Linked DNA regions of Homo sapiens: regions 1 and 3 are each linked to region 2. The links are chromatin contacts, found by Hi-C or POLR2A ChIA-PET in ENCODE. All regions are on one chromosome and are shown on one strand. The core of a region is the stretch at or near the end of the contact, and the rest is flanking DNA. Distances in the headings are between cores, read along the strand shown.

Region 1 (3,455 bases), core at 808-3,307, 790 kb after region 2:
ATTAATATACAGTAGTCCCCCCTTATCTGTGGGGGATACATTCCAAGACCCCCACTGGATGCCTGAAGCCTTAAATAGTATTGAACCTTATAATGTTTTTGCAATATATACATATTTATGATAAAGCTTACTTTATAAATTAGGCACAATAAGAGATTAACAACAACTAATAATAAAATCCAACAATTATAACAATGTGCTAGCATCACCACTCTTGCGCTTTGGAGCCATTATTAAATAAAATAAAGGTAACTTGAACACAAGCACTTCAAAACCACCACAGTTGATCTGATAACCAAGACAGCTACTAAATGACTAATGGACCAGTGGCATAAACAGCTGCATATCCTAGACAAAGGAATAACTCCCATCCTGGGCAGGATGGAGCAGGATGGCTGGAGACTTCATCACACCAATCAGAAAAGCATCCAATTTAAAACTTGTAATTGTGGCTGGATACAGTGGCTAATGCCTGTAATCCCAGTACTTTGGGAGGCCGAGGCAGGAGGATCACCTGAGGTCAGGAGATTGAGACCAGACTGGCCAACATGGTGAAACCTCATCTTTACTAAAAATACAAAAATTAGCCAGGCATGGTGGTACACACCTATAGTCCCAGCTACTTGGGAGGCTGAGGCAGGAGAATCACTTGAACCCGGGAGGCGGAGGTTGCAGTGAGCTGAGATCGTGCTGAGAGACAGGACTAGCTGGATTTTCTAGGCTGACTAAGAATCCCTGAGCCTAGCTGGGAAGGTGACTGCATCCACCTTTAAACACGGGGCTTGCAACTTAGCTCACACCCGACCAATCAGGTAGTAAAGAGAGCTCACTAAAAAGCTAATTAGGCAAAAACAGGAGGTAAAGAAATAGCCAATCATCTATTGCCTGAGAGCACAGCGGGAGGGACAATGATCAGGATATAAACTCAGGCATTCAAGCCAGCAACAGCTACCCTCTTTGGGTCCCCTCCCTTTGTATGGGAGCTCTGTTTTCACTCTATTAAATCTTGCAACTGCACTCTTTTCTGGTCCGTGTTTGTTACGGCTCGAGCTGAGCTTTCATTCCCCATCCACCACTGCTGTTTGCCACCATCGCAGACCTGCCGCTGACTTCCATCCCTCCGGATCCGGCAGGGTGTCTGCTGTGCTCCTGATCCAGCGAGGCGCCCACTGCTCTTCCCGACTGGGCTAAAGGCTTGCCATTGTTCCTGCACAGCTAAGTGCCCGGGTTCATCCTAATTGAGCTGAACACTAGTCACTGGGTTCCAAGGTTCTCTTCCGTGACCCACGGCTTCTAATACAGCTATAACACTCACTGCATGGCCCAAGATTCCACTCCTTGGAATCCGTGAGGCCAAGAACCCCAGGTCAGAGAACGTGAGACTTGCCACAAGCTTGGAAGCAGCCCGCTGCCATCTTGGGAGCTCTGGGAGCAAGGACCCCTGGTAACAGTGCCATTGCACTCCAGCCTGGGTGACAGAGCAAGACTCTGTCTCAAAAAAACCAAAACCAAAAAACAAAAACAATTTAAAATTGCTTATTTCTGGAATTTTCCATTTAATATTTTTGGACTCTAGTTGACTGTGGCTAACTGAAACTGCAGAAAGCGAAACCACAGCTATAAAGCTGGATTACTGTAGTCTCCCGAGATGGCTTTGCCTTTCTCTTCAATTTCTTTCCTGTGTTCAATCAAATTTTGTTGCACTTCTTCCTTTTTCACTTCTTTTCATGTCAGAGTTTAGATTTCTGCTTCTAAGTTTGTGGTTTTTGTAGTATGTTCACAGATTTGTTTGAGAATATTTTATTTGGTTGGAGCACTGAGATGCCCTTTCCCTTTGCATTTGCTTTTTTGGGGAGAAGTTTTATCAACTGAAACACTTTCTTTCAAATTTTTATATTCCTCTTAAAGTAGCTTTGTGTAGCATTTGATTCATTTCTATTCTTGAGCATAGGGTTCTTGGGTTCTTAGTTTAAGAGCATTCACTTCTGCAGATTAGTAAAGAGGAGCGCCTATAATGGACGGTGTTACGGTGGAGTTGTTGGGTGGGGGTTGGGTTGCCGTGCCTTGTTTCTCTTTCATTTCTCTAGAAGCCTCAATTTTATCCCCACTTCCTTCCTTTCCTCTTGCTGCCATGCCTCCAAGAGGTGTCGTTCTTTTCTCTGTCTCTTCTAGGAGCAATGCTACTCTGAAGCTGCTGCTTGTGGCCCCTCTCACTTTCATACAGCTTCCTGTAGCTAGTTCTATAAATTACCAAGTCCTAGGCCTGTCTTTGTACCTGGCAACGCTGAGGACTTTTTCTGAGGGTGATGTTGCCTGTGGTTTATTTTAACCTCTGTTCCCTTCTCCTATTTTCTCAGTCTCTTAAGCCTTTCCTTACCCAGCTCTTCCCACTCACAGGTTTGTAGCAGCAACAGGAACCATTGTAATGTGCTATTTCCTTGTATAAAGGTAATTAAAAATTCATGGTATCATCTGTCTTGCGGTAGTGCTGAAAGTGTCAGTTATGTATGGTTTCTGTGTATATATATGTGTGTGTGCATGTGTGTGTGGAGTCCTTTTGTTCTTACAGCTTTTGGGGAGGACATGCGGAGAGATTTAGATTTGGACAGTTGCCATTATCTTCCAGACCCAGAAGCTCATCTCATTTAACAATAATCTTAAAAGGCTATCATTCTCCCAACTTTACAAATGAATAAGCTAAGTCTTAGTGAAACTAAATAATTTGCTTAAAGGCACATAGCTACTAGTAATGTGAGAACCAAGATTCCAACCAAAGTTTGAGTTCAAAGTTCATTCAAGCTCTTTCTACTACATAATACAACCTATACTCTCAAATACAAAATGCATTTTCAGCTCTCATTTAGTTCTCACCTCCCAAGCAGTAGAGGTTCTTTACTGGTGTTCAACCACAAATAGTCATGAAACCCTTAGCTTCCTGGAAAAAAATTGAACAAAACAAAACACACACCCATTTTTCCACCTGCATTCCCTATCACAGTGAATGGAAAGCTGACAGTATTTAGGTGGCTACCCAAGGCAGAAACCTGGGAGTCATCCAAGATGCTGCCTCCTCAAGTACTTCTTACAACTGGACACTAAATGCTGTTTATTCCATCTCCTAAATCACTCTCAAATTCATCCCTTGTTTATCAGGCCTACAGTCATTATTTGAGTTCACACTAATCATTTCTTGTTTTATTTCAGAAGCCTCCTACGTAAACTCAGTATCCCTAGTTTCAACTCTACAACACTCTCACCACCATTACCCAATGCCTACTCACAAGCAAGTGTATATGTAAGTACATGCACATACATTCAGATTCCCTTCATTTACTCTCTCCTCCTTAAAACCCAGAATGTGTTGTGCTGGTTCTTACTTCTGTATCTTGCATATGCTGTTCCTTCTGTCTGGGATGCTTGTGCCTATTTTCTACATTTAGCTAGCTTTTACATTT
Region 2 (3,668 bases), core at 276-2,775:
GGAATAGTCAGAGATGGATGGCAAAGATTGGTAATAAGTTGTTACTGACCTGCAGAGTTTACAGCTTGAAAGAAAAACTGTAGGAGTTAAGATCCTCTTTCCTAGGAATCCATGCCATGAGAAGTTTAGGGATTGAAGTAGTGCCTGCTGACATGTGAAAACCGGCCTGTAAACTTTGCAAGCGATCCAGTAAATTATGCTTGTTCTAGTGGGAACCACCCCCCCCAACTCCGCATTCCAATCCCCAGGCCAGAATCATCAAAGTTGGCAAAAAATATTCATGGAGAGTAAGCAGGCTGTAGCAAGATAGGCTCTTCAGCAGGCAATCTTTGCTTCCTCCCACGTTATGACTGTCTTTCTTGCCAGTTCCCTAGGCAGATCAGACCCTTCACTTCCCAGTTGGCCTCCCTTCCCCAAGTGAATGTGACTTCTTACAGAACACAATTACCTATGTTGTCTGCCAAACTGGATTTTGTTTTGTTTTGTTTTGTGTTAAATATCAGCCCATTTTCACGACTCTGCAATTATGACAATATGTGGTAGGAAACCATTACTGTCAGCTCCAGTCTGAAACTGGCCACTTACCAATACACTTTGCCAGGAACAAGTCTTTCTGGATGGATACTACGTGGTTAACAACATGTAAAGATAAACGGCTAAACAAAATATCAACATTTTCTTACAAGGCTCAGCTTAAGGACAGAACAGTGATGTGCAATGGTTTTCATGTTGTATCCACAAACACAATTCTGTATAAGACACACTCCTCTTTTTTTAATGGTTGCTTAAACAAGTGGTTATCCGTTATGCTGTTGACATAGGAAACGGTGAAATGCTAGTAACCGAATCAAAGCGGCAGTGCAACAGGCCGCTCGGTGGTGCGCATTGTGTGGTTTGGTTCCTTGGATGGACACACTTGCTTTACGCTTCATCCCAATTTTTGTCCCAACCTCTTAGTGTATCTTCCTGGGAATAGTAAAAACAAAGCAAAACATTCTGGTCTTACTTCAAGCTGCCTTTGCACTGTTATTCCCTTGTTCCGCTCATTTCACGGGATTGGGTTCTCCTAACTTCATTGTTTGGTGAGTTGCTTTGCTTTGCTCGTTGCCCCGATCTTCTGTGTATTCTGCGCAGACCCCGCAAGTGCTCCTGCACTCCCTCCCAGCCCTCTGCTGGGGCTTAACGCTTCCCAGCCGAGGTCAGACTGCCGTGCGCTTCGAGTACCGGACCCCGAGGAAGCGAGAAACGCCGCTCCCGCCGGTCGCGGGCAGCTTCAGTACACCGGCAACACGCGCGCCTCTGCCCAGTGCCGCGCCCAGCGGGTGCTCAGACTCCTTCTCTCCCTCCCCGCCGGCGCGCCCCAGGGACTCGGAACGCCCCCGCGAGTGTGACGCGTCCTGCCTCCCCTGCAGCTCGCGGACACTCGCACTTGCAAGGCCTGGCCAGCACTCTTGGGCCCGCCCCCCGACAGTGCGGGGGCGGAGACGACGGCTCCCCTAGGCTCTGGCTCCCGGCCTTGGCCGGCGCGGGTAGGCGCGGGAGCCTCGAGCGCCGCTCGGATGCAGCAGCCGAGCCGCCACTCGGCGCGCGGCGGGAGACCCAGGGCAAGCCGCCGTCGGCGCGCTGGGTGCGGGAAGGGGGCTCTGGATTTCGGTCCCTCCCCTTTTTCCTCTGAGTCTCGGAACGCTCCGGCTCTCAGACCCTCTTCCTCCCAGGTAAAGGCCGGGAGAGGAGGGCGCATCTCTTTTCCAGGCACCCCACCATGGGCAATGCCTCCAATGACTCCCAGTCTGAGGACTGCGAGACGCGACAGTGGCTTCCCCCAGGCGAAAGCCCAGCCATCAGCTCCGTCATGTTCTCGGCCGGGGTGCTGGGGAACCTCATAGCACTGGCGCTGCTGGCGCGCCGCTGGCGGGGGGACGTGGGGTGCAGCGCCGGCCGCAGGAGCTCCCTCTCCTTGTTCCACGTGCTGGTGACCGAGCTGGTGTTCACCGACCTGCTCGGGACCTGCCTCATCAGCCCAGTGGTACTGGCTTCGTACGCGCGGAACCAGACCCTGGTGGCACTGGCGCCCGAGAGCCGCGCGTGCACCTACTTCGCTTTCGCCATGACCTTCTTCAGCCTGGCCACGATGCTCATGCTCTTCGCCATGGCCCTGGAGCGCTACCTCTCGATCGGGCACCCCTACTTCTACCAGCGCCGCGTCTCGCGCTCCGGGGGCCTGGCCGTGCTGCCTGTCATCTATGCAGTCTCCCTGCTCTTCTGCTCGCTGCCGCTGCTGGACTATGGGCAGTACGTCCAGTACTGCCCCGGGACCTGGTGCTTCATCCGGCACGGGCGGACCGCTTACCTGCAGCTGTACGCCACCCTGCTGCTGCTTCTCATTGTCTCGGTGCTCGCCTGCAACTTCAGTGTCATTCTCAACCTCATCCGCATGCACCGCCGAAGCCGGAGAAGCCGCTGCGGACCTTCCCTGGGCAGTGGCCGGGGCGGCCCCGGGGCCCGCAGGAGAGGGGAAAGGGTGTCCATGGCGGAGGAGACGGACCACCTCATTCTCCTGGCTATCATGACCATCACCTTCGCCGTCTGCTCCTTGCCTTTCACGGTAAGTCACTCCCTACGTTTCCACAGCCCGGCTCTGCTCAGCCTTCTCATGCTCTCCCCTGACGCCTCCACCCTTTCCACCGCCCTACAAACTTTTTGCAACTTGTAAAAATATGTCCTAATTTGTAAAGATCTGTAGCCTTCCCCACTAGTTTCCCCTCCTCTTTAGCCCACTTCCTTATCCTGGCTTATGGGCGTTGCTAGGCTAGAGTTTCTTATACAATAATACAGACCGTCCGAAAGGGAGTCCTGGGCCTCAGCTAAGCTAGCCAATCTCCTCATCCTAGCCCTGGGCAGTGTCCCTTTCTCGCTGTTGCCTATCTTGGCTTAGTAATTGAGAAAGAGGCAGCCCCTTCCACCTTAGGATGGCTGTCACTGTTCCAGCCTGACGACCTGGAGCTGCAGTTTGCTGCCCTGTACCTCTCATCCACTGGTGCTGGTTCTCCATGCTTGCCTTCTGTTCCTGCCAGGGCAAAATGTAGTACCCAACCCATAGCATTCCAGCTGCCATTGAAAATGGTCCCAGATGAGAAGGGTCCCTGAAGCAGAAGTTTAGAGCATTTGTTATTTGTCCTAAAAGTCCAACAAACATCTAGTTTATAGGTTTCCCAATTTATATATTTGAATGTAACTCTTTGTGGCCATGAAAGTTTATAAAACCATAATGATAACTAGAGGAAATACTTGGAGGAACATCTTGCTAAGCATTTGTAATATCTTGCAAAACACGCTCTTAATGTCACTGTCAGAAATACACACAGGTGTCCTTCAGCTTACAGTTATGCACTTGATGAGCACAAAGCCACAGGCAGGAATGGCTGGTCCCTCTCAGGAAGGGAAGAGTGGGGCTACCTGGGGAACTGAAGGACAAGAGACCAAGTCCTGGCATCGTGCTGCCTTGATTTGGGGCAACTTTAGCAGTTATTTGATGCTAACTAACTGCTAAATGATATGAGGCTGTGAGTTCAAGTCTCCTCAAGTGTAACGTTTTAGCTGAGCCTGGAATATGTCCGAGAATGTGCTGGCCTCTTACGGGGGCTAGGAATTGGGAGTTGTGGCAACTC
Region 3 (3,629 bases), core at 101-2,600, 660 kb before region 2:
TAATTTTTTGTATTTTTAGTAGAGACGGGGTTTCACCGTTTTAGCCGGGATGGTCTCGATCTCCTGACCTCGTGATCCGCCCGCCTCGGCCTCCCAAAGTGCTGGGATTACAGGCGTGAGCCACCGCGGAGCAGGGCAGTTTTAAAGTTGACTTCTGAGAGCATCAGATTTTGGATAGTGTCCTTTCTCAGGTCCTGTTTCCTTGTCTCCTCATCCCATTTTAAAAGCCAGACACATAAACCCCGGCACTCCTTTAGCGAAGGGCTCAGTGAGGGCGTTTTTGCCACCCGTGGCCAGGGGTCATTGGGTCAGCAAAGTCAGAGGAAACCTAGAAAGGCAGAAGCCCAGGAGGTTGACGCCCTGCGGGTCTAGGGGCCAGGTGCTGGGTGTCTCTCCTTTCGTGTGCGGTTCCCAGCAGCAGGTCCTGGTGGGCGCAGACTGACCGGAGAGGTGTGGCTCGCCCCCTCCCCAGACCCCGAGGTGGCAATGAAACCTCCATCTCCTGGCTTGATTCCTTGTGCTATAAAAAATCTTCCACTGGCCCTTTGCATCTCTCGCCCTCCATCCCCCAAAGCCACTATCGGGAGGGGACAAAAATAATTTCTGAGGGGCCATGGGCACTAAAACCACAGCAGACAGAGGCTGTGTCTACCTGAGGAACTGGAGAGGTAGAATTAGAGGGGGAGGCTGGGCATCCTCGGCGGCGCCCCCTCCATCCAGCGTGAAACCCACGAGGCGCGGCGTCTCGAGTGGCGGGCGGGCAGGGGGCTGCAGGATTCACGAAGCCACCTCCGCCGGGGACCGCCTTCTCTCGGAGTGGCCTCCCCTCCGGCGTTCCGCTTTAGTAAGACGACACTCAGGCCAAACAGCCGCCCCCGGCCAGCCCGACTCGGCTCTGGAGGGAGCGCCCCGAGGGAGTCCAGCCGGAGGCGGAGAAGGCCACTCGGCCAGAAGGTGGGGAGCCGCCGGCGTCCCCTCGCACCTCCGTCTCCACAGCAGGGGGAAAGGCCCTGATCGCCGTGGTCCACACCACCGCGTCCACCTGAGGCTCGCCTCGCTTCCTGGGTCCCTAGAGGGGTGGCGTACTCCGCTTTCTCCTGCCCCCAAGTGGCCGCACCCCTCCGCGGGACGCTTGGTTGGGTCCAGGGCGGGGCGGGCGGGCGCTCCCCGTACTGCCGCGAGCTCAGCGCGCAGCTCCCGCGGCTCGGCTGCCGCCGCGGCCAGTTGGGGCGGGTCGGGGGCGGGGTCTCAGGGGGCGGGGATTCGGGGGGGCGGGTCGGGTCGGGAGGCGTGGGTGGGGGGCGGGGCGGACGCGGAGCGCCCCTCTGGCTGGCGGGGCCAAGGGGCTGAGAGGAGTGGGGCAGGCTCGGCGCCGGTAGGAAGAGTCAGAGGGGTGACCAGAGAGCCCAACGCCTGGTGCTCAAGACTTTCTCCGAGGTATGAACAAGAACCAGGCGTCTGGGCCCTTTCCGCTCGCCCCATCGCTCAGCCGCCGCGCCCCGGACGCCCGCTGTGCCCCCTGCCGGCGGGGCGGCGGCGGGACTGGGTTTCGGGAGGGTTTCTGGAAGTCGCGAGTCCCAGCGAAGGCAGTGCACCGCTCTCCGCCTCTTTCTTCGCCTTCTTCTCGCTCCCTTAGCTCTGGGTGTCGGGCACCGGTGGTAAGGTCGCTTCTCCGTGAGTCGGAGGTCGCTCACTCTGGGACGGGCGGACGAGGCCCTAGGGCAGCCGAGCCCGGCAGCGGGGGAGGCGTGGAGCTCGGGGCGGCTTCAGCGGCGGGGGCGGGAGGCTGGTCCTGGCTGCAGACTGCGCGCCTGGGCTCCGTGCGCGGTCCCTGGTTCTCTGCATCGCGGAGGTCCCCGGATCACAGGGCTCCCTGGCGGGCCCCGGCACCCAGGTCTGTGTCGCTGTGGCTGGGCGCCGGGACTAGCACCCGAGTCCCGCGCTCCCGGGGGCTGCGCCGTGCCGCCTGTTGTGCGCGCGCAGAGGCCGGACAGCCCGGCTGCGGGAAGGGACCCGAGCGCAGGGTCTGCCCCGCGTCCCGGAAAGTGCCTAGTCTGCGGAGCCGGAGGTTGAGCTGGGGCAGATCGGCGCCAGACGGGGGCCTGGGTGAGATACGAGTTGGGGGTGCGGCCTGCAGAATTTGGGTTTCTGGAGGAGCTTACGGCGCGCTGGCGGAGCCCCAGGCGAACAGGAGCACCGGATTCGGCTCCGGGAGGGCCAGGCACTGTCAGGTATGGACAGCTGCGGTCCACCCGTGTAAGTGTAAAGTCTACAGAGATTAAAACAACACCTCGAGTCCTGGGACAGCATAACCTAATGGTGCGGGCGTTTTCTTAAAGGCACGAATAGATGGGAAAATGTCAAAATAAGCATATTTTAAAGTTGAAAGCTGGCAGATTTTCAGGCCGTGTAGTTGTGTAGCTAGTGTCCAAAGAAATATTAGCTCGTTTTCCCCCTTAACACCTTTTCATTTTTATTTTTTTACGCAAAATCTGTTTTGCCAGTATTTCCCTCAGGAGCTGTGCATTGCTCACAGCAGGGAAGGAAAACTTCAGCAAGCGTTCTCAGGTTGCTTCTGACTTCCAGCCTGTGCTCTCCAGCATTTCTGAATGTGGAGAAAAAGTATCTCTTGCTGGATTTTCCGAGTATGATTCCCTTCTGTTCTTCTCTGGGACCGGGCAATGTTTGTTTATGGGTTTTATAAGCATCTATTTAAATTTAGTTTTTGCACGAAATACTCCCTCTTGCCACAGGGTGTAGTTTGGGGTTTAGAAAATGCTGTTGGAGAAAGCTGCTAGTGGCTTCATTTTCCAAGAATGTAAGTCATTTCCTTTCTGTGATTTCAGGGAGTTGATATTTCACAGCATCAAAACTTTGTGGGGAAAATTTTCCGTAATACATCTGTCATTAAAAAGGCTTGTGACTTTTGGGTTTCCTTCTTAGAGCAGTGCATGAATTTAGGTTCAGCAGTGTTAAAGGATGAGAAATTTTTTTTTAGAATTTAGAGCATTATGAGACTATTGTAGAAATTTTAACTACCAGGACCTACAGGATGGAGAGTGGGGGAGGGGAGAAGACCAGAAGAGAGGCAGGAAAACAGATGCCTTTGCTGATGTCCTTTGTAGTATAAAACTTAACAGCACCACAGCACCTAATCATTTTCTCAGGTGTGGCTTTGAGAAATAAACGTTTTATGTTAAAAATGAAAATACTTCACAATATGAGACAGCTGGCATTTGAATACTTTTCCCAGTATGTTTGTAAACATTTTGGATTCATATTTCATATTAAAATGGACATTTAGTAGGATTATTAGATGAAAAGGGTCCCCCAGGGGATATCTAATATCAAATTATCTGCAGGACATCTTCTCCAGAAAGCAGACTGACTGTAATATGAACTAATTTTCCCCCCTTTGAGTTGCTTGCAAGAATCTCTGAGATCTGACACTGATGGGCTACAGTAATCAGCAGTTCTTGCAGTACTCAAGACATTTTAAGGGGCAGGAAATCTTTCCTATTTCCAGTATCTCCTTTTTGGGGGCAACAAGGGTAAGCTGCTAGTTTTAAGTACATAATTTGAACTTAGAGATTTAAGATGCTCCTGGCTGTACAGGAAAACGCCTGAAA

The links. A loop is a pair of places that touch in the nucleus more often than their neighbours do. ChIA-PET counts read pairs that join two places held with the same protein, here RNA polymerase II (POLR2A). Pooled maps may share reads with other maps.
Region 1: a loop to region 2 is called in a pooled map, with 4 times the contacts of the local background. The contact joins the enhancer-like site here to the promoter of PTGER2 in region 2. A Hi-C loop is called at or near these places in 1 of 37 single-sample maps with no recorded cell type and 4 of 50 pooled maps.
Region 3: a loop to region 2 is called in a map of naive thymus-derived CD4-positive, alpha-beta T cell, with 4 times the contacts of the local background. The contact joins the promoter of FRMD6 here to the promoter of PTGER2 in region 2. A Hi-C loop is called at or near these places in 1 of 168 maps with a recorded cell type or tissue (naive thymus-derived CD4-positive, alpha-beta T cell) and 8 of 50 pooled maps. POLR2A ChIA-PET finds 5 or more read pairs at or near these places in 2 of 52 experiments (T-cell and activated T-cell).

What each region holds. Positions count from the first base shown.
Region 1 is chr14:53,107,059-53,110,513 of GRCh38, forward strand. The region is part of intron 1 of DDHD1 (DDHD domain containing 1); the gene reads right to left. Among named protein-coding and RNA genes, the nearest start is that of DDHD1, 45 kb to the right of the region's middle. RefSeq lists an enhancer at 1,958-2,257. Within about 2 kb of position 2,058, at least 8 of the 41 ENCODE cell types and tissues checked have a DNase peak (open chromatin) inside an H3K27ac peak, as active enhancers do.
Region 2 is chr14:52,312,787-52,316,454 of GRCh38, forward strand. It overlaps PTGER2 (prostaglandin E receptor 2), which reads left to right and starts at 1,526. Exons shown (of 2, transcript NM_000956.4): 1 at 1,526-2,605. The coding sequence starts at 1,763. RefSeq lists enhancers at 756-1,316, 1,317-1,876, 2,111-2,260, 2,281-2,420 and a silencer at 1,481-1,590.
Region 3 is chr14:51,650,560-51,654,188 of GRCh38, forward strand. FRMD6 (FERM domain containing 6) reads left to right here and starts at 1,351. Exons shown (of 14, transcript NM_001267046.2): 1 at 1,351-1,437. FRMD6-AS1 (FRMD6 antisense RNA 1) reads right to left here and starts at 1,185. Exons shown (of 1, transcript NR_037676.1): 1 at 1-1,185. RefSeq lists an enhancer at 354-972 and silencers at 945-1,014, 1,145-1,594, 1,805-1,894, 1,905-1,964, 1,975-2,124.